Regions from separate parts of the Homo sapiens genome. Here regions 1 and 2 are each linked to region 3. Evidence: chromatin loops called from intact Hi-C (ENCODE). Cell type or tissue: GM12878. All regions are shown on one strand. Links, peaks and the distances in the headings refer to the core of each region. The heading gives the core; the rest is flanking DNA. Region 1 overlaps ANO5 (anoctamin 5). Region 2 overlaps SLC17A6-DT (SLC17A6 divergent transcript). Region 3 holds the start of LOC124902645 (a long non-coding RNA gene).

The links. Peaks named below come from ENCODE experiments on the same cell type or tissue, not always from the same donor. Only the 100,000 strongest peaks of a DNase experiment are listed, where the experiment ranks them.
Region 1: a loop joins it to region 3, with 6 times the contacts of the local background. A loop is called at or near these places in 5 of 110 quality-filtered maps.
Region 2: it touches region 3 in a loop (9-fold over the local background); 63 of 110 quality-filtered maps call a loop at or near these places.

What each region holds. Positions count from the first base shown.
Region 1 is chr11:22,239,200-22,250,168 of GRCh38, forward strand. ANO5 (anoctamin 5) reads left to right here. Exons shown (of 22, transcript NM_213599.3): 9 at 370-485. Among named protein-coding and RNA genes, the nearest start is that of ANO5, 52 kb to the left of the region's middle. In GM12878, for the core only: a CTCF peak has its summit at 5,978 (motif pointing right); a DNase peak (open chromatin) is centred at 6,085.
Region 2 is chr11:22,299,567-22,310,535 of GRCh38, forward strand. SLC17A6-DT (SLC17A6 divergent transcript) reads right to left here. Exons shown (of 4, transcript NR_186351.1): 2 at 7,671-7,808; 3 at 6,091-6,241. Among named protein-coding and RNA genes, the nearest start is that of SLC17A6-DT, 33 kb to the right of the region's middle. In GM12878, for the core only: a CTCF peak has its summit at 4,958 (motif pointing left); a DNase peak (open chromatin) is centred at 5,140.
Region 3 is chr11:22,165,036-22,176,004 of GRCh38, forward strand. LOC124902645 (a long non-coding RNA gene) reads right to left here and starts at 4,888. Exons shown (of 4, transcript XR_007062622.1): 1 at 4,733-4,888. In GM12878, for the core only: no CTCF peak of the experiment used is centred there; no DNase peak of the experiment used is centred there; H3K27me3 peaks cover 150 bases.

The sequences.
Region 1 (10,969 bases), core at 2,198-10,197, 75 kb after region 3:
TTTCATCTATAAAAAAAAGTGTTAGCCCATTTCTAAAGTCCTATCCAGCTGTATAGTGATATGGCTCTCTGGGCCGTGAATATTATATTAGGATTTGAGTAGAGAAGAAAGGGCATTCCAGGTGAAAGAATAGCTTGAGTAAAGCCAAAGTCTTATACTTTTACTTGCATTTTGAGATAGCTTTGTGTGATAATTTAATAAATAAATATTATTAGTTTATGAAATAATTTCACATCAATTGAATATGAAATCTAAAAGTAAAAGAAAACATACCCTTGTTTACTAACATTCTTAGAACAGCAGTGTTTATTTACTTCGTCTTTGTCTTTTGCTTCGTCTTTTATGTACCCTCCTCTTGAATATCTGCAGGGCCAATATTGGAAGCCATCAGAACCTCCCAATCCTACCAATGAAAGATACACACTTCACCAGAATTGGGCTCGATTTTCCTATTTCTACAAGGAGCAGCCTTTAGACTTGATTAAGTAAGTTTCATACACAGGATCAGACCAATTAAAACTTGATAATGTGATTTTTATTCACAATGGCATAATATTTTTTTTACTACTATTTTCTCCCACTACATTTCACAACTTCTTGATTTCATATCTACACTATAAATTAGCAATTCATTTAGGAGAATGTTGTTGCTAAACTGATGAAAGACAACAGCGATAGTATGGTGGTTAGGAGGTTAGACCTTAGCATTTAGCTAGGCTGAATTCCAATCCAAGTTCTGTCTCTTGAAAGCTATATAAATTTGGTCAAGTTACTTAACCATTATGAAAATAGATATAACAATATTACTACTTTTTAGCACATTAGTTATAATATCTATACTATCTGTAAAACGGGAATAGCAATATTACTACTTTTTAGCATAGGGGCTAACACTTAGTGTTTAATACATATTAGTTTTTGTTTCTCTTGGAGTCCAGAAATTTGGAACATAAGACAAAGGTTGTGTATGGATGTTTGTGTGTGTGTGCTCTCAGTGAGCTGTGAAGACATTTGTTCTATGACCTCAATCCTTTAGATAGTTTCATTAGCTAAGCAAGAAGACTATGGTTGCAGGTTATCACTTTAAAGCATAGCAATACTACAAGCATACAAGATATTAGGAGACATATGATTTTATTCAATGAACTATTAGATTAGAGATCTCTTGCTACTATAGGCAGTGTTTTTTCCTTGATGATTTATACTTGCATTGCTATGCTTACACAGCATCACAGTATCTGTTTCATGAGACTGATTTGAATGGATCCATCCAAATCAACTGAAATGTTATCTCAACAGTATGTTTAAGTCAAACTAGAGGACACATTTTGGAAAATTAATGTCACTTAGTCAGTTTATAAACTGGGGCTTTTGATAAATCATGCAAACTCTTTCTTGAATGGCTATTTTAACTGTTTTGAATAATAATCATTTAATACTTTAAGTTATAAAACCAGAATATTTATCAAAAACATTTCAAATAATTAAGAGATGAACAAAGTTTTAAGTGAAATTCTACCTTCATCAAACTCCACAAAAATAACTAGGCTTGATTTGGATAATATTGATTTAGTCCTATTTTTGTGTTCCTGCATAAAAAAGCAGAAACATTTTTTTTTCTGAGAGCAATGGCATCTTTCTCTTCTCTTTCATGCTAATATTTTTCTTTATTCACTAAATAGTATATTACTGATGTCCTTCTATGAATACACAAAGATCTATCTGATACTATTTAGTGGAACACAGAATGCCTTATTATAAATTTTTCATAATTCATTTATTTGTTTTTCTATTGAAAAACATTAGGCTGTCCCAATTTTTTTATATAATTTCAACTTTTTAATTTTAGATTCAGTGGTATACATGCATGTTTTTTGTGTGGGTATATTGCACGATGCTGAGGTTTGGGGTGCAGATCCTGCCACCCAAGTAGTGAGCATAGTAACAAATAGGGAGTTTTTTAACCCACACCCCTCTCCCACACTACCTCCTCTAGTGTATATCGTAGTCATCCTTATGTCTATGTGTATTCAATATTTAGTTCCCACTTACAAGTGGTTTATATATACCACGTTTTATTTATCTGCTCCACCATTAATGGTCACCCAGGTTGATACCATGTCTTTGCTATTGTGAATAGTGCTGCAATGGACATATAGGTGCGTGCATCTTTTTGGTAGAACAATTTATATTGCTTTGAGCATATGCCCAGTAATGAGATTGTTGGGTCAAATGGCAGCTCTGTTTTAAGTTCTTTGCAGAAGCTCCAAACTGTTTTCCACAGCAGCTGAATTAATTTTCATTCCCATCAACGGTGTATAAATGTTCTCTTTTCTCCCAAATCTCACCACCATCTGATATTTCTTGACTTTTTAATCATAGCCATTCTGACTGGTATGAGATGTTATCTGATTGCGGTTTTGATTTGCATTTCTCTGGATTAGTGATGATGAGCATTTTTTCATATGTTTGTTGGCTGCTTGTATGTATTTTGAGAAGTGTCTCTTCATGTCCTTTGCCAATTATTTATTGGGGTTATTTGGATACTGCTTGTTGACTTGTTTGAGTTCCTCATAGATTCTGGATATTAGACCTTTGTTGGATGTGTAGTTTGTGAATGTTTTCCCCTATACTGTAGATTGTCTACTCTATTGATACTTTCTTTTGCTGTGCAGAAGCTCTTTAGTTTAATTAGGTCCCACTTGTCAATTATTTTTTGATGTTGCAATTGCTTTTGGTGACTTAGCCAAAAATTATTTACCCAGGCCGATGTAGAGAAAGATACTTCTTAGGTTTTCTTCTAGGATTTTTATAGTTTGAGGTCTTACATTTAAAACTTTATTCCATCTTTAGTTATTTTTCTATATGGTGAAAGATAAGGGTCCAAGTTTTATTCTTCTGTATATTGCTAGTCAGTTATCCCAGCACCATTTATTGAATACGGAATCCGTTCCCCATTGCTTGTTTTCATCAGCTTTGTTGAAGACCAGATGGTGGGAGGTGTGCAGCTTCATTTCTGCTTTCTCTGTTTAGTTCCATTGGTCTATGTGTCTTACCAGTACCATGCTGTTTTGCTTACCATAGCCTTATAGCATAGTTTGAAGCCAGGTAGTGTGATGCTTCCAGTTGTGTTCTTTGTTGTGTTCTTTTTGGTTAGGATTGCTTTGGCTATTTGGCCATTTTTATGGTTCTATGTTAATGTTAGAATAGCTTTTTCTAATTCTGTGAAAAATGTCATTGGTAGTGTGATAGGAATAACATTGAATTTGTAAATTGCTTTGGGCAGTATGGCCATTTTAATGATACTGATTCTTCCAATCCATGAACAAGGAATGTTGTTCCATTTATTTGTGTCATCTCTGATTTCTTTCATCAGTGTTTTGTAGTTTTCCTTGTAGAGATCTTTCACCTCCTGGATTAGCTGTATTCCTAGATATTTCATTTTTTGTGGCTATTGAAAATGGGATTGTGTTCTTGATTTGACTCTCAGCTTGAACATTATTGCCATATAGAAAGCTACTCACTTTTGTCCATTGCTTTTGGGTCCTGAAACTTTACTGAACTCTCTCATCTGTCATTTATGAAATCTAGGAGACTTTTGGTGGAGTCTTTAGGGTTTTCTAGGTGTAGAATCATTTGGCAACAAAGAGAGATAGCTTTACTTCTTCTTGTCCTATTTGGATGCCTTTTATTTTTTTTCTCTTGCCTGATTCCTCTGGCTAGGACTTAAGCACTATGTTGAATAGGAGTGGTAAGAGTGGGCATCTTTGTTTTATTTCATTTCTCAAGGGGAATGATTCCAGCTTTTGCCCATTCAGTATGATGTTGGTTGTGGGTTTATCATAGATGGCTCTTATTATTTTGAGGTATGTTCATTCAATACCAAGACTATTGAGGGTTTTTTAATCATGAATGGAAAGGGATGCTGAATTTTATCAAAAGCTTTTTCTGCATTTATTGAGATGATCATATGTTAATAGTTTTTCCTCTTAATCCTATTTATGTGGTGAATCACATTTACTTATTTGCACTTGTTGAATCAGCCTTGCATCTCAGGAATAATGCCAGTTTGATCGGATGTATTAACTTTTTGATGTGCTCCTGGATTTGGTTTTCTAGTATTTTGTTGACAACTTTTGTGTCTGTATTCATCAGGGATATTGGCCTGACATTGTCTTTTTGTTGTTGTGTCTCTATCAGATTTTGGTATCAGCCTGGTGCTGGTTTCATAGAACGAGTTATGGAGAAGCCTTTCCTTTTTGAGTTTTTGGAATAGTTTCAGCAGGGTTGTTACAAGTTCTTCTTTGTATTTCTATCTGCTAGTATTTGGGTGTGAATTCATCTGGTCTAGGGCATTTTTTGATTGGTAGATTTTTAAATTAATGATTAAATTTCAAAACTTATAATGGTCTGTTTGGGTTTTTACTTTCTTCCTGGTTTAATCTTGGGAGCTTTTGTGTTTCCAGGAATTTATTCATTTCCTAGATTTTCTAATTTATGTGCATAGAACTTTTCATAATAGTATTGGAGGATTTTTGATTTCTGTAGGATTAGTTATAATATCATCATTGTCATTTCTCATTGGACTTATTTGGATCTCCTTTTTTTCTTTGTTAATATAGCTAGGGTGGTCTGTCTTATTTATTCTTTTGAAGAACCAATACTTGGTTTCATTGATCTTGTGTATAGATTTTTGCATCTCAGCATCCAGTGTTAGTATTGATATGTGAGATTTTGATCTTGTCATCATGTCGTTAGCTTGTTGTTTTGTAGACTTGATTGTATAGTCTCTTTATAGTGTCTTTGGGCTATGTGTTTAAGTGTGTTTTGTGATAGCAGGTGTTGTTCTTTCATTCCATGTTTAGTACTCTCTTAAGGACCTCTTGTAAGCCGTGTCTAGTGGTAAAAAATTATCTCAGAATTTGCTTGTCTGAGAAGAATTGTATTTCTCCTTCACTTATGAAGCTTAGTTTGATGAGATATGAAATTCTTGGTTAGAATTTCTTTTCTTTAAGGATGCTACAAATAGGCTTCCAATCTCTTCTGGCTTGTAAGATTTCTGCTGACAGGTCTGCTGCTAGCCTGATGAGCTTCCATTTGGATGTAATCTGACTCTTCTTTCTAGCTGCCTTTAAATTTTTTTGTTCGTGTTGAACTTGGTGAATCTGATGACTATGTGCCTTGGGGATATAGTGTCTCATCAGGGTTCTCCATCTTTCTTAAATTTGTATATCAATTTCTGGTGAGATTGGGGACATTTTTATAGACTATATCCTCAAGCACTTTTTCCAGGTTGTTTACTTTCCTGTCTCAGGAATGCCAATAAGTCATAAGTTTGGTCTCTTTATGTAATCCTAAATTTCTTGGAGGTTTTGTTCTTTTTTTTTTTTTTTTAACTTTTGTCTGGCTCAGTTGATTTGAAGAACTGGTTTTTGAGCTCTGAGATGCTTTCCTCAGCTCGGTCTATTCTGCTGTTAATGCTTCCTGTTGTATTATAAAATCCTTGTAGTGATTGCTTCCATTCCAGAAGTTCAGTTTTGTTTTTTCCTAAAATGGCTATTTCATCTTTCAGCTCTTAGATTGTTTTACTGGATTCCTGGATTACTGGATTGGGTTTTAACTTTCTCTTGAATCTCGATGAGTGTCCTTTCCATTCTGAATTGTATGTCTGTCATTTCTGTTGTTACCATCTAGTTAAGAAGCATTGCTGAGGAGCTCATTTGAAGGTAAGGGGACACTGACTTTTTGAATTTCCAGAGTTCTTGCACTGAATCTTTCTTGCCTGAGAGGGCTGGTGTTCCATTAATTGTAGTATAAGTTGAGTATAGTCAATTGGCTTCATTACTGGGTGCTTTCAGAGAGCCAAGGCTCTGTACAGGGTCTTTATTTGTAGCTGGATTCTTGCCTTGGGTTTCACAGTTTTGTATATTGGCAGAATGTTTTTGGTGTTGTAATTTGGTTTACTATCCAGTAGATGGCACTTAGGAGTAAGAGCCAGCAGATAGGCTCAGCCTCGCAGCGCTTCAGTATTTCTGCCTATTCACAGCAGTGCTCTGTGGTGGGGTGAAAAGAGAGATGACCCTCTCTCCTTGCTGGTATGCTTCGGGATCCTGGGGGAGACCCCTCTGATCGCTGGCACTGTGTCTGTGTTTCCTTTGTTACTTGCTAATTTCAGTATTACTTCTGATGTGATCTGATATGATTTATAATTTGCTCTACTTATCTCTGGAGTTCAATCAATTTTTGTTTTATATCTTTCCACTCTTCTCTATTCCTTTTTTTAGTTTTTATATTTCTGGGGTTTTCTTGTATCAGCAAATATTTATTTGAGAAGAGTTCACTCTGTTTTTAGGTTTTTATTACAGTATTATTCAATTTCATGTTATTTGGGGAGAATTATCAGACTAAATTATTTACTTCACATTTTCTGATTTTGCTTTTGTTTTGCATGTTTTTTTATGGACGTGGCCTACCTATTTCAATTTGTTTTTAATTTATAAACAGAGTTTCTAGCACTAGAGTGCCCCTCTCTGTTAGTCCATCACACATTCTCAATGTGTTGTCTGTAGACACCTTTCTGCAGTGTTAAAAATGTCATTTTCTCATTGTGTGCCTGTGTTTTGACTGTGGCTCATCACATGAGGTCAGGGGTAGCATTTTCTACTTGTGGCATCATGTCGGCACTCAAAAAGTTTCAGATTTTGGAGAATTTTGTGTTTCGAATTTTCAGATGAGGGATGCTCAACCTGGTGAATGGGAGTGAGGGAGAATCTGTTTCTGTGTGTGCTGGACCTGAAGCTTCCTGTGAGTCTCACAGCTGTGGGCACCCATCTTCCCTTGCCCTGCGCAGCCTATTTCTTTCATTTCTACGAGATTCTAACTCTCCTATTTTCTTTTTTCTGTTTACTGACACTCCTCCAAAGAGTACCAGTCTTCTCTTTGTATCTGATTCTTCTCAAGAAATATTGCTTATCTCAGGCTGCCACTTCCAGTCTCACTCTTTTCAGATCCTTTCTTATAGATTATAAATGACCAAATCCAAACATATATTCTGCATTAGGGCATTTAGTTAAACTTTTCTCTAGGGTTATTTTAGCTGTGTTTCTTTATGTTTTCCACCCTACTTTACATTTTTCCCCTATAATTTCTTAAACATCTTCACCTCTCTCCTGTGTCTTAGGTTTGTAGCAGCAGGTGTTGTTTTTATTTCCTTAGTTGCAGGTAATTTGAGGATCATGACTTTCTCTGTCATGATACTGAAGGCCTGTATTGGGTTTGGGTGTTTTTCCTCTCCTTGTTGATTTCATGGGTTTTAGTAAAGGTTTTGTGGGTAGACTTGATAAAAGTTAAAATATTCTTAAAATAGAAAGAATTTGCCTGTAATCTCAGCACTTTGGAAGGCCAAGGCAGGCAGATCACTTTAGGTCAGGAGTTTGAGACGATTCTGGTCAACATGGTGAAACCCCGTTTCTACCTAAAAAATAATAATACTACTACTACAAAAATTACCCCAGCGTGGTGGCGCACACAACTGTAATCTCAGCTACTTTGGAGGCTGAGGCAGGAGAATTGCTTGAACCTGGGAAACAGAGGTTGCGATGAGCCGAGATCGCACCACTACCCTACAACCTAGCACAACAGAGTGAGACCCTGTTTCAAAAAAAAAAAAAAAAAAAAAAAGCAAAAAAGAAAAGAATTTATTCATATATGCATAATTACAATTGACACATTTCTTTTAATGAGACTTTATTAAGCATCACTACATATCAAGCAAGGTACTGTGCCTACAAAGATAATCAGATGGTGGTTTCCTAACATGAATTTGTTTGCAGGAACACACACAAATGCGTATTAGTTACAGCACAGTAATACTCCAAACAAAATACAGAGGGAAAAGCACCTATCTTCATGACAACCTCTAGGAAAGCTTCACAGTGCTTTTGAACTATGTCTTGAAAGATAAGTAGCAGTATAGTAGGGAAAGAAGTTAGGTAAGAATATCTCAGGCAAAGAGAACACACAAGAGCATTGTGTGTTTGTTTAGTTCTTCAAGTAGGAGTGTTGGCAAAGAAGATTTGAATGTTCACCAGGAACAAAATCCTGAAGAACAATGCTGAAGTAAAAAGATGAAGCTTTGAAGGAAGAAAAGGATATTGCTCAATTTTTCTTTAGAAACATCATTTTATTGGAAACAAAAGATAATTTAGATGGATATAAGATTGAACTCAGGGAAGTAAAGGCTGTTAAAATTGTCCAGCAATAAATTTTGGAGGTCTTTTCAAGGCATTGACAACAGGAAGGAGAGGAGACTATGAATTAGAAAAAATATTTTTATGACAGAATTCATTGGCCCTAATGGATTATTGGATATGGAGGACAAAAATAAGGAAGACAGAATGATAGGGTGTCTAGAAAGAGATACAGTTTATAGGAATCTGAGTTCCTAGATTTCACATATTTCATGTTACCTCTATACCAAACATCACTTTAATGTCCAGATATCTGGAAGTGGTTTTTCTGCCTTTTGAGCACAGATAGTTTTGTCACATTAGATAATATTTTTGGGGAAAATGGCAATGCTAAGATTGAGAAAAATGGGCTGATGGAGCATATAAAGTTGAAGACTGATCACTGGCACATCAGCTCTATCAGCTCATTTTTTTTTCCTTCCAGCTTACACTTCAGGTAATTTGTTTTTGATATCCATATGTTGTATGTTAATGCTTAGAAACAAAATTGAAATACTGCTACATACTAAATAGCATAGACTAAATATATGTGTGGTACAGATAATGTTATTACAATGTGAGGATAATACTGAAGCTAAGTTTCTCAGATGTTTATGGATTCATTGTAAAAATAAGTCATTTTAGAAAAAAATGTTTGCATTGATTGATTTATCAAGATTGTATTCAATTTAATTCTATCATCATTCTTTTGATTATTTACTATGTCTTCAACTAAATATTACATCTTGGAAATACAAAATGAGAGCAGTCCCCTCACACAGTATCTAACACACATCTACCTATCAGATGCTGTGTTAAATGGTGCAGTGCCACAGATCAGTTGAAAGTCTAATAATTAAAATGGACAGGTTAAAAAAGATCATAGATTTAAATATATGGCATATTTTTCTAAAAAATAATACTCAAAAGAAGGCTCTCCCTATATTTGAGCTTTTGTAGAGTGTCTCATGTTATTAGATTTCTCTTATTTTCTTAGTTATGACTAACAAGATAGTTTAAATTAAATATTAAATGTGATTTCAATAATGTATGCATTTTTACCATATTGCAAATCTAAGAAATATCTCCTGCTTTCTGAGATCCTGAAAGATTATTTCGTTGTTAATCTGTTACTGTTAGATACCCAAGTCCAAAGTTTAGTAAGATAATTTGTATATTTCCACATGTAATAAATACTTACCTGATTTCATTTAGTAAATTCTCAGCAATTTCTTTTTTTGACAGGTTTAGAGTTCTTGAGGGATTTTGTTTTTTATGCTCAAGGAATAAGACTTGTGACAATTGAAAAGGAGAAAAAAGTAGTACTTTAAAACTAAGATTGTTGAAATATCCAGTTTCCTTATGAATACTTAAAGAATTTTTAAGTTAAGTCTATAGCAATAATGTTGATATTATATTTCTAATAACATTGATTCTGCCATTTTTAAAACATTAAAAATAGACATGGTAAACAGTAAATTTCATAAAATATATTTTTGTACTTTTTCTGATTTTGATGTCATGTACTATTACAATAATTTCTACATTTTTCAGAAAAAAACTGGGAGAAAAAGTTCATTCACTCTGAGTAAGCTAAGGAAGTTGTGAATGGCAGATTAGCAAGGGAATATGATGGCATTATAATTTAATTTCAAGTTTATAGTGATCTGGAAAACCAAATTAGGGAAATTAACAATGCAACAATGTTCATCATCACTGAAAAGAATGAAAAAAGACAGGATAAACAGAAAGATGCCTATTAATATTAAGAGTGTTGAAATATGAAGAATGGGATGTTCAATAAAGTTAATATTGAATATGATAAATACATTTTAAAATCTCATTGAGAAAAAATGTTTATAACCTTTATGTTCAGATATGTGTTCTTGTTAAGCATATATAGAAATTACAATTTAATATTAAGTACTTTCACAGAATCATATGGCATGCTACTAGAACACAAAAGGTATCACATCTTTCTGCCTAGGAAACTGTGGAAAGACTCACAGATTTGGTGAGCTGGGATCTATATGAATAAGGAGGAAGATTAATCAGGTTAAACAACAACAACAAGAAAACCTGACTTTCTGAGGAGGAGAAAACTACTTTCTCTCATTCCTAAATGGGTACTAAGTTAAAAACAAAACACTTGGTTGTGAGAATTAAAATGTTGTGCCGATAAACGCTGTCACTTTTCAATTCTTTGAAAACCAAGAGCTAGGCTGCATATTTCATAGAATTTTTGCTAAAGTAGTCATGTTTAATTCCTTGGCCTGCTGCATATGTCACAATCCTGTAAACATCCAAGATTCAAACTTGGAGAAAGATGGAAATGTATATCTACAATGCGGTCAGAGAAATGTTTTCAGTTTTAGAGAGATAAAGCAAAAGTCCATGCAGATTTTGGATATGGTTTTGATTTGTTAAGTTCATTCCTAGAAATTACATTGTAGAATATTCTGTAGTTTATTTAAAAACCATTTAAATTCTCTTTATAATACAGAGGCTTTCCAAATTATCTTATTTAAATTTTAAAGTTAAATTCCGTTTAATTGGCTTTCTACTTATATCTGTTATCCCTTTTAATCCTTGTATCAGTCCTTGCAGTATGGCATAAGCACCATCTTGTGTTAAAACATGATAATGATATGGAAACTGAAGTTTAGAGAGTTGAGTAACTTCACCAAAATTACATGTCTAGAAAGCAGTGGAGCCAAAATTAGAATATATGCCTGTCTGAA
Region 2 (10,969 bases), core at 1,838-9,837, 140 kb after region 3:
AAAACAGCAAAAAGAGAAAAGTAACTGTATACAAAATGCATGCTTTAGCATATCTTGAAGAAAGAGAATGGTTGAAATTTCACATTAACTGTGAGTAAAGGTAGAGAAGTCGCCAAATCCCAGTTAATGATCTTTCATATTCCTGCTCTACACCCATCCTACAGCAAGGCTTTACTGTGAACGAAGTTAGACCAGAAACAAACAAATGGAAAAACCACAGGGAAGACAAAATGAAAGCTATCAAAGGGGCCTAAGGTTGATGTAAAAGTGCTGCCCCCAAATTGAGTACATCAAAGCCTAAAAATACTCGAAAAGTGTCTGGGCAGGTCAGAACACAGAATGCAAGGAAGGGAGTTCAAAGAATGTGCTACTTCAAAAGAGCCTCATAACCATGACTCAAAATCCAAAGACACTGGATTGGCAAAAGATTGGTAAAGTTGATTTTGTAAAAAATTTTAAAAATGCATTACAAAGGTACCATAAGGGAAATGACCAACTGGGAGAAAATATTTGCAACTTAGACAAAGGACAAATATCTCTATTTCATAAAGAACCCTAAAAATTAAAGTACAGAGGACTGAGGGCCTATAGAAAAAATGGGACAAAGAAATGAACAGATAATTAATGAAAAATATATAAAAATGGTCCTCAAATATATGAAAAGTGTTGAACTTATAATTAGAGGAATGCAAATTGAAACAACACTGAGGCAGCATTTTTCACCTATCAGATTTGTAAACATTTAAGTTTGATGACGAACTTTTTATGAGGCTATGGGGAAAAAGGCACTCTTTTATGTTCCTAGTGAGATATAAACTGTACAACCCACTGAGAAGATAATTTATCGTTTAGCATTTTTTTTTTTTTTTTTTTTTTTTTTTTGAGACGGAGTCTCGCTCTGTTGCCCAGGCTGGAGTGCAGTGGCGCGATCTCGGCTCACTGCAAGCTCTGCCTCCTGTGTTCTCGCCATTCTCCTGCCTCAGCCTCCCGAGTAGCTGGGACTACAGGCGCCCACCACCACGCCTGGCTAATTTTTTGTACTTTTAGTAGAAACGGGGTTTCACCGTGTTAGCCAGGATGGTCTAGATCTCCTGACCTCATGATCCGCCCACCTCCAACTCCCAAAGTGCTGAGATTACAGGTGTGAGCCACCGTGCCCGGCCTATCGTTTTGCTTTTATTCCATTTGGGGGTTCTATTCTACATCCTGATTGATTTTAATTTCTTTTTATTTCAAGGTTTGTGAAATATTATCATGGTTGTAACACCCAACAAAACTACATATGCATTTATTTTTTTCACCTAGCATTTCTTCTTCTAGAAATCTATCCTAAAGACATATCTTGAACAATACAAAAATACATATGCAATAGGTTATTCTTTACAACACTGTTTATAATTGCAAAATATTAAAAACAGTATAAATGTTCATACATAGAACAGTGAGTGCTTAAGTAAACTGTAACACATCCACACAATGGAATATTATTCAGTTGTGTAAAAAAGAATAAAGAGATCTGTCTGAATGGATATGGAATGATTTGCAAGATACACAGTTATGTGAGAAAAGCAAAATCCAAAAGAGGTCCTGTGGTGTGCTACACTTGGTACAAAAGCGAATTGGATAAAAAACAAATATATATGTGTATCGTATATCTGCTAATTTTTGCAAAAGAAATAGAAGAATAAACCAGAAACTAATGATATTACTTACCTACAGGAAATGATGAGAATAGAATAAATATTTGGTAGAAGGAATGATGAGGAACAATGTTTTCCAGGCATACCTTTTCAATACCTCTGACTGTTATAAGTATGGTAATATTTCACAAACCTTGAAATTAAAAAAGAAAGAAGTCCATCAGGATGTAGGGTAGAAACTCCAGGTGGAATACAAATTTAAAAATAAACAACTATATTAAAAGTGAATAATAAATCCACTTTACAGGGCATGGGGAAGAAAAAAAATAACCTAAGTACCTGGAAAACAATGTAATTTGACTCTATACTGTAAGGCTAAATACAGAAAGAAGTATACTTACATATTATACTCTAGTTAGTAAATGTCTTTCTCACAGGAATATGACCTGGCAATTCTGAAATTATTTATGTATATACTAGAATTGAAAAATAAGTAAATATAATGTGGATAATGAGAATAGGGTTTATCACTGCCAGAGAAAGAAGTTATAAATAACAGAAAGAGAAAAGCAGAAATGAACTCTACGGTTTTAAGTCGGAACTAAAGGTAACAAAATACTCATGATAGATTAGATAAATGATAGACAAATATAAAAAATGTAGATGTGCATATTTTAATGTACATGCATATATTTTCTAGTTACGTTCTCTGAGAGAGCACAGGAAACAATGACACTACAGTAGTGCTGACTACAATCTAGCCTGAGTGGACTCTGGTGAAAAATATTTGATTCTAAAGGCTAGAGCAGAGAGAATACAAGAGGAATCTCAAACATTTTTTGGTGACAGAAAGTAAGAGTGCTCAAGGATGGGACGTGTCAAAGGACACAGAAGTCAACCTGAAGGAACTCCTAATAGCTAAACTTGGAAAAATTAGAGCAACAAAATTAATAATAATAATAATAATACCCAGTAGTTAACACTGATACAAACAAATAATTGAATAAATTAACAAATGAGGGAAAATATATTGAAGAATTCCAACTAATAAATTGGAAGGAATCAGAGAGGCAAATCATATTAAACATAAACCACAGAAATAATTGTTAAAGGCTAAAATTAATAGGAGAAAGCATGATAAAAATAGGACATTTGAAAAGACTTAAAGTATCACCACCCACAATGTATTTATTTAATTCAAAGAGAAAAAAATAACAACTTTGCAATAGAGAAACTTGTCATACACTACTTTAACCAAGTAATCAAGATTAACATCACCAGTAATAACACATATTAATATCATGTATCCCAGTATAAGGCACTGAGGACACATCAGTACTTTGGTATTCTTGCCAAAAAGGCATTACCTCAATCTAATTATGAAAAAAAAATCAGACAAAGTCAAATTGAGATACATTCTACTAAAGGATTAAATCATCAAAACAGAATGAACAGCTAACTGACAGATTAGAGGAGAATAAAGAGACTTGACAACTACTAAATGAAATATGGGATCTGGGGCTGGATCTTAGACTTGAAAAAGGACATCAATGAGAAAACTAGTGAGATGAAAATAGGTGTAGAGTGTAGCTAATCCTATTGTATCAATGTTAATTCCCTGCTTTTGAAAATTGTACTACAGTTGTGTAAGGCACTAATATTAGAGAAAGCTGGGTAAAGGGTAGCACTATAGATGCAATTCTTCTGTAAGTCTGAAATTATTTCAAAACATAAAGTTTAAAAAAACTAATGACATTTTGTGGACAATTGGAGAAATGTGAACATGGATTATGAGACAGTATTCCTCACTGTTAATTCTGATAAAGGTATTTTGGTTAAATAGGAATAATACCATTATTCTTAAAAGACGCACATTGAAGTAGGTAAGGCAAAGTGACATGATGTCTAAAACTTAATGTCAAATGACTCCTCAATTACGTAGTAAAGAGATAAAAGAAAATGACTCAAATTATTAAAAACTATTTAATCTAAGTAGTGAGTACACTGACATTTAGTTATACTATTTTCAAGCTTTTGTACTTTTGAAAATTTTTAAAATAAAAATTTGGTTTAAAAAAAATCACACAATTACCCTTTTTATTCCACATGGATGTTGTAGCCAGAAAAATATAGGTTAAAAAAAGAAAATATGTATAACTCATAAAGCAATCAACAAAACTGTTATTTGTATCTATATCTAGCAATTTACGTGGAATACAGGGGTTGGAGGAACTTATTAAACATGATGGAGCCACAAAAATCTAGACTAAAAAACCTCCATAGGACCAATAACTGGCTTTCTTTCGCAAATAAATTACCAGCAGAAAGAAAAGAGGTGGAGGGAAATGTATGAAAAACAACAACTACAACAAAAACTTAAGAAACCTATCACTCATGTATGCATCTTCTTTAGATCCTGATTTGAGCAAACTTCAAGAAAGGAAGGAAGAGGAAAAGGAGGAAGAATAGGAGGTTCGGAAGCAGGAGGAGAAGGAGGAGAGAAAAGAGAGGAAGACAAAGAAAGGAGGAAGAGAAAGCTGAACAGCAGTAGAAAAATTAGGAGGAAAACATATTTGAGCCATGACTATCTAGTGTTTACTTCAAAATGAATGATGAATTATTTTTAATGTTAGGTATAATAATGGTATTAATGGCCACGACTTTGAGAGCACACATCTTTTAAATATACACCCTAAATATTTGCAGGTGAAATGACATGATGCCTGGGATTTCCTTCAAAATTATCCTGGATAATTTTGGGGGTGGGGAGGTGAAATCAGAGGGGATAAATAAAATAAGATTACAAGCTGTTCATATTTGTTGAAGGTCAGTAAGGAGATTTTAGTAAACCTCCTTACTGTATCTATTCAGTAAATAGATTTTAAATGCTATTCTTTCCCCTTTTGTATGTGTTTGAATTTTTTTACAATAAAGAGTTTTTAAAAAGAGCACAAAAACTGCATACATCTGACCAGCAATTTCATTCTAGAAATCTACATTACACAAATACTCAAATTTGTAAATTGTAGATATAAAGGTGTGGGTAGAAGGTTGATAGTCCAAGTATATTTTATTCATTGCAGTGTTGTTTGTAATAGGCAAATATAGGAAATAACCTAACAATAATTAGTTTTAAAAATAATATTATGGGATATAACACAATCCATTCATTAAAATTAACATAAGTATTCTACTATATTTGTCGAGTTAATAACTAGCTACAAAACTGTAGAGATAGTGTAATCTCATTTGTGTACAGTTGAATTCCCAATTTAACTCACACTAGAAACTCACATCAGCGGCAAAAATGTTTTAACTCTTATCTTGATTGCCACCTGCTGGTCAGTATGGGGAAATACAATTTTAAAAGTTCTTAAGGTTTCCAACTTGATTGGATCCAAAGAAATGAATAGTCCCTTTAGGTGGTTTTCGGTAATTCCTAAATGAAAGTGCTTAGTTTCTTGAAGAACCTGCATCCCCCTCATGCTTCTGTGGCAAATATGGTGTCCCAGTTTGTTAATAGGAGGAAAATGGCATGGGAAAAGATGGGCCTCTGGTTTATGAAAATGGACTGTGTACAAGCTGCAGGTGCAGGCCGCCACTGTTATTTGGGCAAAATAGCCCTTGTAGGTCTGGTCACTGAGAACCTTACTGGCAGCCTATGGCAAATAAATCTGTAGTATATTCTTTTTACTTGGATAATACTTTTCGAGAAAGGCAACTATATTCCTCTTGCCAAATCTACTCTCCTTAGGTTTTGCTAGCTAAAATCTCCTGGGTTTATGCTATGTGCCTCATACATACCCTGGTCCAGTGTTCTGCTATCAGCTTCTCTAGATAGTGCCTTCACTCTTCCACACTGCATTCAATGGCAGTTTCACAGATTCTCAGCTTAGGGTCCACTGAACACAAAAAATTGAGGGAGGCTTGAGGAGGACAACTATATATTTTTATCTGATTGTACCCACCCACTCCTCCTTGCGTTACGCTGAGCTGACCCATATTTATGTGGAGTCCTCTGTACAACTTCTGGTTTCCTACTGGATACCCCAGCTGGAAAGCTGGGCAACTACCTCCCTGCTTTCAGTGTTCCCCTGCTTGTTGTAGAAAGTGCAATAAGTATGTGGGTGAAGTGCTGTATTTAGGATATGATTCTAGGGAATGAGCAAGTGAGAAAAGGAATAAAGCAAGTGTTTATCAGTGGGTTATCACTGTGGGAAACCAGAGGTATGTCCCACTGAGAAGCCCTTTGAAAGACTTTGAAATAAAGCTCAGAAGTTTCACACAGAAGAGAAGAGCAAGATGGGGATTTTATCTACTGCTCCCCCTCATAGATTGAGGGTTGATTCTAGGAACGATAAGTCCTCAGCAGTCCAAGATGTCCCAACCAGCCAAGTACATTCCCATGGCTAGAAAAAAATCATTAAGGTAAAAAGATGTAAGTACATACCCAGGGTAAAATGCCATCAGTCATTATGGAAATTGTCCCCTGAAGCTACAGATAAACTTTAAGTAAGTTTGCAGCTTTGGGTGGGACACAAATGGCATGTGCTGACATCCTCATACTTTATTAGGGAACATATTCTGCTCTGGGCTGAAGCCTAGAAAGAGGAAAGGGAAAAAAATTTGTTTCTCCTACTGCTCAATAATTAAAGCATTTATTTTTGCCTTATTCTGAACTTCAAAACCTCAGAAAACAGGAAGTATTTTTTACAACGAATTTAGCAGCAATATATGATCTAATTTAATTTATAATCTAATTTTAGAGATCTATGTCTTATCAATATGCCATTCTGCTTCTGACTTCACCTTTATTATCACTATCCTCTATCAGTACAAGCAGTGAGACATCTTTCTACTGTGTTATACCTTGTTTCTTCCCAGTTCTACATCCAGTCTTACTTAGGATTTAAATACCAAACCAAGATTGACTTCAACTATACACTGGAAGAACTCTATGGGTGATTTCTCTAGGCTTAGCTCTTGATTTGTTAAATGGAAGCTGAATGAATTTATTTTTTTAAAAGCCTGTGGAGATGTAAATACATTCCATAGAATTCACCCATTTAAAGCCTTTTGGCTATGAAGAATAATGCTGATTTAAACATTCATGAACAAGGTCTTTTGTGGACATAGTTTTCATTTCTTTTGGCTATATACCAAGGAGTGGAATTTCTGGGTCAAATGGTAAATCTATGTTTAATCATTTAAGAAACCAAATAAATGTATTAGATACCTATCCTTTTACTATATATAATGCCTTTATTTTATGATTATTAAAGTCCTATAAACTGCATCTTGTGTCCTTGAAACTGAATATTACCTTATACTTTGTCTTTAAATTCTTTTTTGAATAAATTTTAATTACCCTGACTAGACAAACATCTTACTCTGACTAAGTTAAATATTGCATACTTAGAAATATGGAAAAGTACACAAATAATTTTCAAAATATTGTTCTCTATATGTATGTAAATATATATATCAGTGTCTGTATGAACTTAAAAGAAGTTTAATAAGAATACACACTAACATATCAACAGTGGCTTCTACAGAGTAGGATGGAGGTACCTCCATTATTCATTTTCTGAAATTAGTTGTTGTTTCAATTTTATTACAAGAAGTATATAATAGATTCATTTTTAAAGGCTAGGTGATACAAATATATATTGAAAATTAGCCAAAATGTTATAAAATTCAAATATTTCTCTAGAATGAACTCACATATTTAGATCACATTAGGTGAATGCCTTGAAGTGATACCTTAACTGAGTTACAATTTTAAATTTGAAAACTAAAAATATCCCAGTTAAATTTGCACTGCCTTGCTCTAAAACTATTGTTGAAATCATAGACTATTAAGCTATTAAGCTTTTTAGTAATTTCTGTGTATGGTCCGTTCCAAAGTATTTTTAAACTAAAAATTAATGTCACAGCCTTTGTGGGGCTGCTATGGAATCTTGGAAACATGATTTTCTCTTGGCTTTGGAAACTAGAAATCTCAAGAACCAATTCGATGGCATAACTTACCAACTCATTTCATCATCATCATTGTTGTCATAATCATCGTCGTCATCATCATAGCAACCATTTCCTGAACGTTTATTGTGTTGCATACACTGGTCCAGAACCTTAAGGCAGATGATCTATTTCATCTTCTGAAGAAATCTATAAGATAGGTTTAATTATTATTATTTCATGCTCAAAATCACTAAGGCACAAGATATTTAGTATTCCGCTCAAAGTTATGTAATTCATGTCAGAGCAAGAATTTAATCCGAGTTAGTCTTACTCCAACATTCATCTTATTCATTAAAGAGGACTTTTTAAGTTACAAACAACAGAACACCTCAACCAAGTTGGCTTTTAAAAAATGTACAATAAATATACATTTTATTATATATAATCTAGAAAGATAACAAGAGTGTATCTTTTACCTCACTTACAGCTCTATAAGTTCTTAAATTCTCTGCCACAATCTAGTCTGAAGTATGTTGATCATCTTGTAAAACACAGAACATTATATTCGTCCACTATATTGGTAACATCATGTTTATTAAATTGTTAAGCAAAAAATAGCATTTTTTTTATGCTGACATAGATAAGTTTGTTTTAACATTTATATGGAAATGCTCAGGAGCTAGAAGAGATAAAACCATTAAACTTTGCTTCAAGTTAAGGCTTAAAAGACAGCTGCAGTAATCAAGACAGCATGATATTGGCAGAAGAATAAAAACATATATTAAAGAAATATAATCAATAATCCAGAACTAGACACACATAAATATGTCCAAATGATTTTTGAAAATGGTACCAAGCAAGTAGATAGAGGAAGGATAGCTTTTTCAATAAATGGTGCTGGAACATTTTGACATCCATAGGCAAAAGAAAAAAAAGCCTTGCCTGAATAAAACATAAAACTATTAAATAAAAAATAGGAGAAAATTTTCAGAACCTAAGATTAGAAAAATTAGTGTTAAACCTTACAACAAAACCATGATCTGCAAAAGAAAGGTTGAATAAATTAGGCTGCATCAAAATTAAAAGATTTTGTTCTATGAAAGACCTTGTAAAGAAGATGAAAAGACAAGCTATATATTGGGCAAAAATATTTGTAAACCAGATATTCTACAAAGTACTTATATATAGAATATAAAAATCTCTCAAAGCTACAGTCAAAAAAGAAAAGAACAATTCCATTAGTGAGTGGGAAAAAGACATTTTGCTTAAGGGAGTGTACAGATGACAAATAAGCACATGAAAAGATGTTCAGCATCATTCATCATTAGATAAATGTGAATTAAAACCACAATGACACATCACAACACACCCATCAGAATAGCTAAAATAAAAAATAGTAATAACACCAAACACTGGTGAAGATGTAAAGAAACTGGATCATTCTGATTGTTACTGAATATCTAAAATGGTATATATATTCAGGAAAACAGTTTTTCAGTTTCTTATAAAATAAATCATTTATTTACCATAAAACTCAGCAATTGCATACTTGAACATTTATGCAAGAAAAAAACCACTTAAACTTTTTCACAAAACTAGTACATGAATGTTCATACCAGCTTTATTCATATTAGCCCCATAGTGGAAAAAACCCAAATATCATTCATGTGTGAATGGGTAGGCAAACGTGGTACATCCACACAGTGGAATACTACTCAGCAGTAAAAAAGGAACTGCTATTGATACACCAGCAACAGCTTGAATGGACCTCAAGTAAACTGGGTTGAGTAAAATAATCCAGCCTTCAAAAGTTAGATACCGTTTGATTCTATTTATATCATAGTATTGAAATTATAAAATTATAAGGATAGAGAAAAGATTGGTGGCTGTGAAGGATATGGAGATAGGTTGTACCTATAAAAGGAGGACATGAGGAATCTTTATTAGGCAACTGTTTTATATTTTAACTGTGGTGGTGTTCACATGAATATAGATCCCTAGTACATCAAGAATCCATAACTGGAAGTCCTGATCAAGAAGACTTAAATGCATGTGTACCTAATAACAGAGTTTCAAAGTTTTTAAAGCAAAAATACATAGAACTAAAACAAAAATGAGAGATTTATAGTTGAAGTTGTTAATACTTGTATCTCAGTAATTTATAGAACAAGTATATAAAAAATCAGTTAAGACATAGAAAACTTGAAAAATACTATCAGCTGGTTTAATTTCTATTATATCACTGTAATTAAAAGGGCAGAAACCTAATTTTTTTGAAGAATATGTGGATTGTTTACTAAGATAAACTGTATTCTGGGCCATCAAATAGTCTTAATAGTCTTAATAAATTTAAAATAATTAAAATTATACAAAACAGTCTGGTTATAATATAATTGAATAATGTATATTACAAAAAATCTAGAAAATTCCAACAAATTTGAAAATTAACACACTTTTAAATTACCTATGACTCAAAACAAAATTTAAAATATGTTGAACTGAAAGCCAATGAAAACACAACATAATTAAATTTGTGGGGTATGGTTAGAGAAATGGCTGAGGTAAAATTTATAGCTTTAATTACTTACATTGGAAAAGAAGACACAAATCAATGACTTACGGTTTCTTCTTGAGGTGTAGAAGAAATTAAATTAATCCCAAGATAAGTGGAATTAAATAATAAAGAGGAGTCAATAAAATATACAATGGGCAAACAATTGGGAAAATCATTCAGATTAAAAACTGGTTCTTTTAAATGATCAATAAAATTGATACCCTTCCCATCAGAAAGATTAATGGAAAAAAAGGAGAGAAGGCATTAAATTGCTTGTATCAGAAACAAAGAAGGGAATATCATTACAGTTTCAAAAAGATGTATTGATTTTTACAAAAGTGTCAACAATATTTAAAAGATATTAAGAAAATATGAAAAATTTGTAATGATAAATTTATGAATTTAGATGAAATTTTTTTTTTTTTTTTTTGAGACGGAGTCTTGCTCTGTCACCCAGGCTGGAGTGCAGTGGCGCGATCTCGGCTCACTGCAAGCTCTGCCTCCTGGGTTCATGACATTCTTCTGCCTCAGCCTCCCAAGTAGCTGGGACTACAGGCGCCCGCCACCATGCCCGGCTAACTTTTTGTATTTTTCTTACAGATGGGGTTTCACCATGTTAGCCAGGATGGTCTCGATCTCCTGACCTCGTGATCTGCCCCCTCAGCCTCCCAAAAGTGCTGGGATTACAGGCGTAAGGCACCGCTCCCAGCCCTAGATGAAATTATTAAAGCACTTAAAAACACAAATTCCAAAACTTGCACAAAAACACATATAGAAAGTTGTAATAGTTTATAATCTATTAAAAACATTGATT
Region 3 (10,969 bases), core at 1,242-9,241:
ATGGACAGGGTTACCTCCTTCTGGCCACAAGCTATGGCACTACACATGGGTATTGCCAGCCAGAGAAGCTCAATTGAGGTTTGATGTCCAGAATTTTTATTAGGGTCCATTACTTAGGCAAAATTGATTGAATCACGCTCCCTGAAGGTTAAACTGAGATCACATGGTCAGAAGGGCTTACCATGAGTTACCTTTATAGCATAAACTATTAGCGGATCCAGATCAAATGACAAAGACACTCCTATCAATAAGGAAATGCCAAAGGTTCCAAGGTTACCTCCCAGGAACCTGAGACAAAGGCCAGATCTCTTTATGACCTGGCTAAATTCCTTGCTACTCATGTACCAAATACATTGAAGAGCTGAAACAAAAGAAGTTATAGTAATTATTACCCTAAAGACAGATTTTCTTGGAAACAAATGTAGTTGTTTCTATAAGGTCAGTCTCATTGGAAGGATAATAGATTGGATATAAAAAAGGAGAAGGAGCAGCCAAAAATGTCATAGGGTTTTCCTTTTCTTCTGTCTTCTTTTTAACTTTTATTCTAGGTTCAGGTTTACATATGCAGGTTTGTTATATATGTAAAGTGTACCTTATCAGTTTTTAATTATTTTTTCAACCTTGGGATCCCAGGTTTTATGTACTCGCATGGAAAGCTGATTTAGAAGTGAAATTTGTCACATTAATTTCCTGTTTTCTTTCTTTTATATGACATCATTTTCATCTCTGTATACTTTCATGCTTCATCTCATTATAGATTTGCCTCTATAACCATCCTGAAAGCACAAAGAAATTATTCTATGCCTCTTTTCTCCCTCCCCAACTCCAGGAAGAGTTAGTATATCAAAACGTCACTATCCCACCAGAATCTGTGGTCATGTGGTCTCTCATGTTCTCTTTCTTCTTGTTCTAAATAGTTTCATGTGCTCAGTGATTAGATCACTGTTTTGCATGTGTATGTGTTCAATTACATTAGCAGTGATCCAGGGAATGCCATAATGTTATTATATATAGTGAATGGTCAGGACACTATACAGGCTGTCTGAAATAGATGTAAAATGTTATTTCCATGGCTGCTTTATCATTGTATTTGGTCCAGTTAAATTGTATGTGGTAAAAAGCAAAATAAAATAAAGGTGAGGAAAGCAGATTGGATACGCTATAAATTCACAGAAACCAACCCTGATATAATTGCAACACTATTAGTTCATCCTTCTACATTTATATGGTGAGCTCATTTTCTTCTATCACTACACTTATTACTCTATCATCAAGTCTTAACTCTCCATTTTATTCTTAAAATTAAGCAGATGATGTCACCATTTACCTTACAGGGAAAATACAAACATTACATATACATGCACACACTCACACAAATACATCTCTTCCCTGCCAAGAAATACGCAAATTTGCCATATATACATAACTAATTTAACAATATTTCTCCCTGGTTAAAATAAAGTGTATCTCCTTTCTATCTAAGGGCAATGCTTTCCTACATGCTTTCAGATACATCACCTTTACTTTTCTCCAGAAAATTGGATTGTTGATTAACATTGTTATTCCTTTTCCTTCTCATATGTTGCAACATCTCTGTGGATTCTTCCTTTGGTGTTTAAACATACCCAAGTTTCTCCCAATTAAATATAAAAGTCCTTCCTTCAATACTACATCCTATACTAGTTAGCAGACTATCTCTCTTCTCACCTTTAAGGCTAAATTTCTATAAAGAAATATTTCAACTCACTTCTAACTCACTCCTCAAACTACTCTAGCCTGGAGTTTTGCCTCCATCATGCTACTGAACCATGTCTCATGAAGATCACCCAAAATCTCCTGTTACTAAATCTGTTACTGGTGGAGGGTATCTGAGTTATCAGTGGCAAATCTGTATGAGTCTGCAGCAACTTCAATTCTTGCCTCCTCCGAATAAAGAATTCAACTGAGGGTCATAAAGCAGAAGAAGAGACCAAGGTGAGTTTCAGAGCAGGAGTGGATGTTTCTTTTAAAAGGCTTTAGAACAGGAAAGAAAGGAGGCCTATCACCTGAGGTCAACACAGCAAAACCTCATCTCTACTAAAAATACAAAAATTTGCTAGGCGTGGTGGCAGGCGCCTGTAATCCAATTACTCAGGAGGCTGAGGCATGAGAATTGCTTGAACCCAGGAGGCGGAGGTTGCAGTGAGCCAAGATTGTGCCACTGCACTCCAGCCTGGGCGACAACGACAAGAGCAACACTTCCCTCTCAAAAAAAAAAAGCAAAGTACACTTAGAAGAGACCAAAGCGGGCACCGAGGTCAAGTGTGGTGTTTGATCCTAGATCTTTATAGGCTGGTCCCTTTCCCATTGTTCTTCTTTTAAGGTGGGCTGCCCATATGCACAGTGCCCTGCTAACCCTTGGAAGGTGAGCATACGCAATGTGTTTAGGAAGTTGTATGCATGCCCATCTGACTCTTTCTTCTGTTTTCCGGTGGTATGCCCCCAGAAGATCGTACTCCACCATTTTGTCTCTTAACGTGCATGCCCAGAAATTTGCTTCTCCCTGGCATCTGCGTTGAATGAAACACTTTAGTGCAACAGGTATGGATCATCAGGAAATGGCCTCTCCCTGGCACTGGCTTCCAATTTATCACTTTTAGAGAGGCAATGTGATCATTGCCAAATCATCATCCAGCATTTCTAGTGGGTGGCAGGGAGAGCCCTCTCCTGCTCTGTTCATGCCTGTCTAACTACCTGTAACAAATCCAATGAATAATTTTGGTTCTTATCTTGCATAAGTTCACAGCACTCTTCAACTCTTCTGACCACCCTTTCCTTCTTGAAACACTTTCTTCTCCAAGATCCCAGGATATCATATTTTCTTGATTTAGTAACAGCTCTGCCTACCTGCTTTGAACCTTTTGGCCTTCTTTGCTTAGCCATTTAATGTTGAAGTTCCTAAAAGTTCTATTAAGACTCTATTATATTGTCACTTTGCACTTTGTAGGAACCATCATCTATGCTTATGTCTTCATTGCTACTGAAACATAAATGACTCCCAAATCTTTATCTTCAGCTGAGATAGATCCTTTGTATTTCAAATCTGAATTCGTAAACCAGCTTGACAACTTGTCTCAAAAGATCTTCAAATCTAATATAGCCAAACTAACCACACTCATGACTCTCCTTTCACCAAAAATTGTACCCTTCTTGGAATGGGCCATGTCTCATCCATTCCATCGAATAAGACAGAAATCTAGGGTTTATCCTTAATATCTCCCCGTCTCCTACGTCTTCTATCCAATCGATGACCAAGTTAGAAAATTTTATCCCTTAAGAATTTCTTAAAGACACCTTCTTTTTAAAATCTCCACTGACACATTTCAGTCCAAGACTAATATCTCTTCAAAACAATAGAAATAATCTCCTCACATGTGTTACTGTATTCTTGTTTATACATCTTCTCACCCATGCCAAACCAATGCATTCACCATCCTAGAGCCAGAGTGATTTGATCATGACACCTCTGCTTAAAATATTTTGGTAGTATTGCTCTTCAGCTACAGATTTTTCCACTTCTCTTAGACTACAGATCAAAATCCTTGAGTAGCTTACAAGACAGTTTGTCCTGGCCCCTATTCATCTCATTCTCCACCAGCCCCCATCCCTTGCTTGTTTTGTTTTAGCTACATTAACCATACTTCAATTAATAAAAATGCTATGCTGCTTCTTGCCCCGTATTCTGCATAAAATATTCCTACTTCCTAACTGTACCCAGGTAACTGGTAATTTATCTTTAGATCCCACTTCATTCATCACCTCCCCTAGGAAGATTTCCTGATACTTCTGTATAGATCAAATCTTCCTATCAGATAGTCTCATAGTAACACTTATTACTTCTCCATTATGTGTATCAATTCGATAATGTTATAAATATTTATGCAACCATTTAGTTAATCTCCACTCTAGGACTATACACATAAGGACAAGGAATATATCTATTTATTGCACTCCTGGAACTTAACATAACACCTGATTATCATTAAATTTTGTTAAGCATATGAGTAAGTGAAAAAAATTGCTAGTTTTTGAAATATAAAATAACTTACAGACAGCAGAGTTTATGCATGTGAGGGTAAATTTCAACAACTAATAGGAAGGGAAATTTTTTTGAATTTCTCTTTTGCTGCCCTTATTGCTCAAATCGCATTCCTCAAGAAACTGGGGAGTCTCAGAGGTGACCCAGGGGTCAACTAGGGATTAGACAAGAGGGGAAGTTAAATGGCAGGGACCAAAACAATCCCAAGCTCCCTGCTCCACTTTAGCCAGATTATTTTTGATGTTGCCTGTGTTATGCAGTAGAATTCCATGGACTGTTTTGTTTGAATAAGTGTATACTCCATCTGTGCCACCTCAAAAAGATTTGGAAGTTACTGAACTAGCCAATTTCAGTGTACAGATGAGAAAGCTGAAGCCCATATTAAGCAAGTGAAATAAGCCAAAGCTGCAGAGTTGGTTGATATCAAATCTTTATATTACATGGAAAAAAATAAAAAAATCCTCAAGACTGGGAAAATCCCCTGGAAAGAATATAGTACTCTTCTGATAACAAAGAAAAATAGCTCCTTTATGCCTCTTCCTTTCTCTTCTTTGCTAGTTCCCCTTCTCTCATGCTGATTTTATTCTCACAATATTTGCTAACGTATCATGAAATGAACTTCACAGGATCAATGTGAATATTTCATTTTCTTACCTTGTAAAGGATGGTCACTCTGGTAACTAGGTTTCCCACTCAATTTTCATTCTTCATTTGCCAGATAGAAACCCCATGTATGTATTTTAAAGCTGAAATTCTCCCAAAATAACGAATTGACTGGCACTCATTTTTATTTCTGGACTAAATTTGAAAATACTTAAGCATTTCCTCAATCTGTATACATACAATTCATTTATAGCAAGGAATCCTAAATAAACAGAAAACGGAATGGAAGCAAAATGTATTGTTATCCTTTCTTTGTAAACACTAGAGGGCACTAAATACTGAAGAAAAAGTTAGAAATTTTGCAAGGCATACACAAATATATCTCACTAGAAGGACTAAATAAATTAAAATAATATACTATATATGCTCTTGAGTCTCTACCTAGATAGAATATATACACTACTTCAAGATAGGGGAATGCATATTTACAGTAATCTAGAAAAACATATCAGGAGAATATAATGAAAATCAACTAGAAAATGATCTATTGTTCGGGAATTTTAAAGTAATGTAAAATCTGTATCGAAATCACATATATCATTGCTTCCCTCTCTCTCTATCCCTCTTTCCCCCCTTCTCTTCCTCCCTCCTTTCTTTCTTATCATCTCTGTCCTTATCGCTTTATTTCTATATCCTTCTTCAGCTATAGCTCTAGCTTTATCCTTTGATTATATATGAGATAATTTTATGTAATATAAAATTTATATATATAATTATAAAATATAAGGCAATTATGTAAAACTCTAATATTCCAATATAAACATGCTTTACACATGTAGCATAATCACTAGTGGCCATGTATGTATATAATGTATATACTATATATGTATGAAATATATATACTATATACATATATAATTTTGAGCTACAATAGTAATCAAGCAATGAAATAGAGGACAAAAACAAAGTTATAATATGCAATGCTGGTAAGCAGATAGCAAAATAGGCCCTCTCATATACAAAATGCATGCGTATTAAACTGGCAAAAAAAAAAAAAACTCAGAAAGCAATGTGGAAACGTGTGGATAGGTAGGTAAGTAGGTGGTTGGGTGGGTGTAGCTAGCTAGATAGGTAGATAGATAGATAACAGATAGATTTTTAAACCTGAAAAATTGTATCTCTTTAAAACTAACAAGAAAATAACCAGAGGCGTGTAAAATATAAATGTACAGAGAAATGTGCCAGAGCAATAGCATAGTAAAAAAATAAAAATAAGCTTAATGCTTTACAGATTACAGTCTGTAATCCCAGCACTTCAGGAAGTCAAGGCAGGCCAATCACCTGAGGTCAGGAGTTCAAGACCAGCCTGGCCAACATGGCAAAATCCCGTCTCTACTAAAAATACAAAAATTAGCTGGTCATGGTGGTGTGCACTCAGTTACTTGGGAGGCTGAGGCAGGAGAATCACTTGAACCCAGGAAGTGGAGGTTGCAGTGAGCTAAGATCGCGCCACTGCACTCCAGCCTGGGCAACAGAGTGAGACTCTGTCTCAAAAAAAAAAAAAAGGTATATTTATAGCCATAAATTAAAAAATGACAGGATAACATTATGAGGTTAAGTTTGAAAAACAAAAAATAGAATTGTATACAAGTATGTTCTCAATGTTTAAAAAAAAATCTATGTCTTTATTAATAGTAGTTAGATTTATGTGGTAAAATTATAGAAGCTTTTAATTTTCTTTTGAAATTGTTTATATTTTCTAAATTTTCTAAAATGGGCAACACACCAATTTTATAGTTAGAGAAAAAAATTAACTTATATTTCAAAAAAGTCTAAGTTCCCCTCAAAATATAAATATGGTAAAAACAATTCTTATTAGCCTAAATTTAAGGAGCTGGAATTTTTCAGGTTAAAAGATATATTGTTATCTATCTAAATATCCATCAATATACATACATGAGTGATAAACAATAGTATCCATTTTGCTATATACTTACCAGCATTGAATGAGATGATTTTGATTTTGATTTTGTTTTATATTACATTGCTTACTTTTAAAATTGAAGACATGGGTTTTTTTAATAACTTTCTGGCCATTAGTAATCTACTACTGCCATGAATTTTGTTATTATTTAATTTATACTTTATATTCAAATTTCACCTCTATACCAATAAATTCCTTTATATAATTTTTTCTTCAATCAAGAAACCAACTTAGTGTTACACAGTGGATTTACTTTACATATCTTCTTAATTTCTAGTCTGTAGGCTTTCTTAATCTCTAGTGACGTTGACTTTTTTTTTGAAGAATATAAGCCAGTATTCTATAGACTTTGTCTCAAAAATTTGTATTTGTTTTCCTGTAATTCAGTTCAAGCTATACATTTTTGTCTGGAATACAAATGACTTAATGTTTCTCTTCAGTAGATCACATCAGATGTCTAATCTATGGTGATTAATTTCTGGGAAGATGCTTTGTGATTACGCATATACCGTTTTTTATCACCATTTGTACTGTAGCTTTATCATCCTTTGATGATTCATGCCAGAATCAATTCTTTTTCAGGTTAAAAGATATACTGCTATGATAATCACAAGTTGGTGATTTTCTAACATCATTATTCTTCTTCATTTAATTGCTAGCCTTCTAGTATTTTTTAAGTTTTCCATTCTCCGTCAATCCTTCATTTATATTTTTATTATTGGTGTGGGCACATGGACTCTTCTTTTAGGCAATGAGTTATCATCCATTACTATCATTATTTATTTTGGTATTCTAATCTTCTTTCCAGATTTGGCCACTGGGAGCCATTTTGGGTTAGCCCCATTGTAGTTTTGACATGCCTTATTCTTCTTCTTCTTATTATTATTATTATTACTACTACTACTACTACTAGTATTTTGACCACATCCTTATTTTGTGGCACCATAAATTGTTCCAGGTTCATCTTGTACATTTCCTTTATCTGGAAGACCCTGGAAAATTCCAGTCCAACACTACTGGGTTCTTTGTAGCCTTCCTCTATTCCATATTTGTATCTCCCTTGTCTAAGAGTGAAAATTCTGGCTGCAGCAATGTCTTTACTCATTCACTCAGTCTCACAATACACAGAGAATAGTTTCAGAATCGCTACACACATACTATGGTGAAATACAAACCCATCAGGCAAATAAAAAATAATTTATAATAATTAAAAGATAATTATTATAAAAATAATTTATAATTTATACATATAGGTATTTTATTTTTAGAATAAGCATGCATATCAAAGTACAATGTTCAAGAGCTGTTTAGTTTAAAATATATTTTTTAAAGTTATTTTGTTAGTCCTTCCCTTTAGCGTAATTAGGTGTTATTCAAAAAATTTTTTACGACAATAATTATATTTAGTTAAATTTAACTTACTTAAAAAGTCATATTGAAGGTCCTTACAAAATGCATTATAAGCTGCTTATTAGTGTATTTCAATTTTGATCCAAATTAGAAATATTTTTATTTACTTGGTTTTTCGCACTTTATTTTTTCCGAGAATAAAAAGCATCATATAACCCAAAGTATAAAATAAATATCCATGAGTCTATACTGATATAAACAAATGACTGAATAAATAAATCAAGAACAAAAGACAATTTTTATATGCAAAATAATTTCAATAGTTTAGGTAGTTACTTTTTCTTCAAGGATGTGAGGGTGTAACTACTTTAAGTGAGTGAGCTATGCATTGTGACTTCCTTCCAAATAATACAATATGAAAAGGAGGTTAAAAAACCATAACTTTACAGTAAAGAAATCTACAAAACACTACTTCAGCCAGATGATTAAGATAAATATCAACAGTAATAAGTCACATCGAGAGTATTTACCCTTGATATGATGTGATAAAAATAACACTTTACCCTGTCGTCTTCTTCCCCAAAATATATTACCACAGTCTAATCATGACAAAAACGTTAGGCATATCTCAATTGAGTGACAATCTGCATAAAACCTGACTAGTGCTCCTCAAAACTGTCTAGGTCATCAAAAAATAAGGAAAATCAGGGAAACTGTCACAGCCTGTAGGAGCATGAGACAAAACAAACTAAATGCAATGTGGTATCCTGGATGGGATCTTAGAACAGAAATAGGACACTGGGTGAAAAGTAAAAAAATCTGAATAAAGTGTGAACTTTAGGTAATGGTAACGTATCAGTTTGGGTTCATTAATTTTAACAAATTTACTATATAATTTAAAATCTCAATAATAGGGGAAATTCTCAGGAGGTTGAGGTGGGAGAATCACTAGAGTTCAAGGGTTCAAGTCCCGGCTGAGCAAAATAGTGAGACACTAAAATAAATAAATAGTAATAGGAGAAATTAGTTGTTGGGTATAAAGGAACTCTCTAATATTTTTGCAATTTTTCTGTAACTCTACAACTATTCTAAAATAAAAATTTTATTTTAAAAATCAATGTAAAATATTCAACAGATGGAAAATGAATGGAGAGAAAAGAAATAATCTTTTCCACCATTCCTACATTAATACTTATTTTATAAAGTTTTAATAACATTTTTGGCATATTTCTCTCTCTTCAAACTTATTGAGGCAAAGAAGTAATCATAGGACCGTTAATGAGATTAAAATGTGTATCCTGCATTTGAGAAATGCTGAGGACCACTAACTGATTTGTGCCTGAGAATGCCAATGTAGTCTATGGCAACAAAGTAGAAGGGGGTGCATTGGGATAGACCTGAACTCTCAGACTTCACTGGAGCAAGAGGATGAGACAGATTTTTCATTAAACAGACATAAAACATGCAGGAGCAAAAGGCAGTATTGGGTCATCCATGGTCCTGGCCAATAAAGCTCTCTAGAAGGGCAGAGAGTTCTGACCTGCAAGGAGTTGGGTAAAGGCTAGGGAAATAAGCCATAAGTAACCAATTGGAATAAGGGTTCATCCACTCAGGTTAAGGATATTGCTGGAGAGAAGTATTCATCAATGGTGATCACTAGGGTTCCACGTGCATTTGCTGAAGACGGAGAACAAAAAGATATCCGGCCTAGTTATAACATATGTTGCCTTTCCTCACCTCTACTTTCGTTCTTCTTTCCTTTGCCTCTAGAAAACCAGAAACATTAGTTAGTATGTGGGTTAGGAGTAGGACAGAGATGAAGAGTTCAACATTCCCTTCCCTGAAGGCAGGCAGCTGCCATCTACAAGAAGGTGGAGAAAAATCTTATCTTTCAATAAATATTGAATTACTTGATTAATATCTAAATATGGGTGCATCCTAATTACTTAATTGAAACAATGTTTCATAAATTTAAATGATCTTTTAACTCTCTGAAAGTTTGAAAATTTTTGGACTCTTTCCAAATATTATTCAGGATCAGGAAATTTTTACCTCCACTAAATAGATGTTTAAGAGATAGTGGAAGACTAACATGAAGTAGTGTTTATATTGTGCTAAAAACCGTGTTTGTTCATTTTACTGAATATGTAACTGTTATGGGCCAACTTGTGCTCCCCTTTCCCCAAATTCGTATGTTGAAGACTTCACTCCCAAGTGCCTCAGGATGTTTGGAGATAGGGCTTTTATGGAGGTGATTAAGTTTAAATAAGGTCATAAGGATTAGGTTCTAATCACATAGGCCCAGTGTCCTTATAAGAAGAGGAAATTTGGACACACAAGGAGACACCAGGGATGCGTGCACACAGAGGAAAGACCATGTGAAGACAGCAAAGAGGTGGTCATCTGCTAGCGAAGGAGAGAGGCCTTAGGAAAAACAAATGTGCTAAGCTTTTGATCTTGGACTTCTATCTCCAGAACTGTGAGACATTGTGAGACAATAAATTTATGTTGTTCGAGCCACGCAGTCAGCAGTATTTTGTTATAGTAGCCGTAGCAAATGAATAAATAGCATCTATGTATATTTGATTTATGTCTTAGGCCATTTGTACTGCTATAACAAAATACCTGAGGCTGAGTAATTTATAAAGAACAAAAATTTATTTTTCACAATTCTGGAGGCTAGGAAAGCCAACATTAAATTGCTGGTAAATTCAGGATCTAGTGAGGGCTCATTTCTCATGGATGGCACTGTCTAGATGTCCTTACATGGAAGAAATGCAAAACAGACCAAACTCCCTTCCCCAAGCCCTTTGATAAAGACACTAATCCATTCATGAGGGCAGAACCCTTATTGCCTAATCACCTCCTAAGGACCCCACCTCTTAAAACTGGTGCACTGAGGATTAAGTTTCAACATGAGCTTTGGGAGGGACACATTTAAACCATAGCAACAT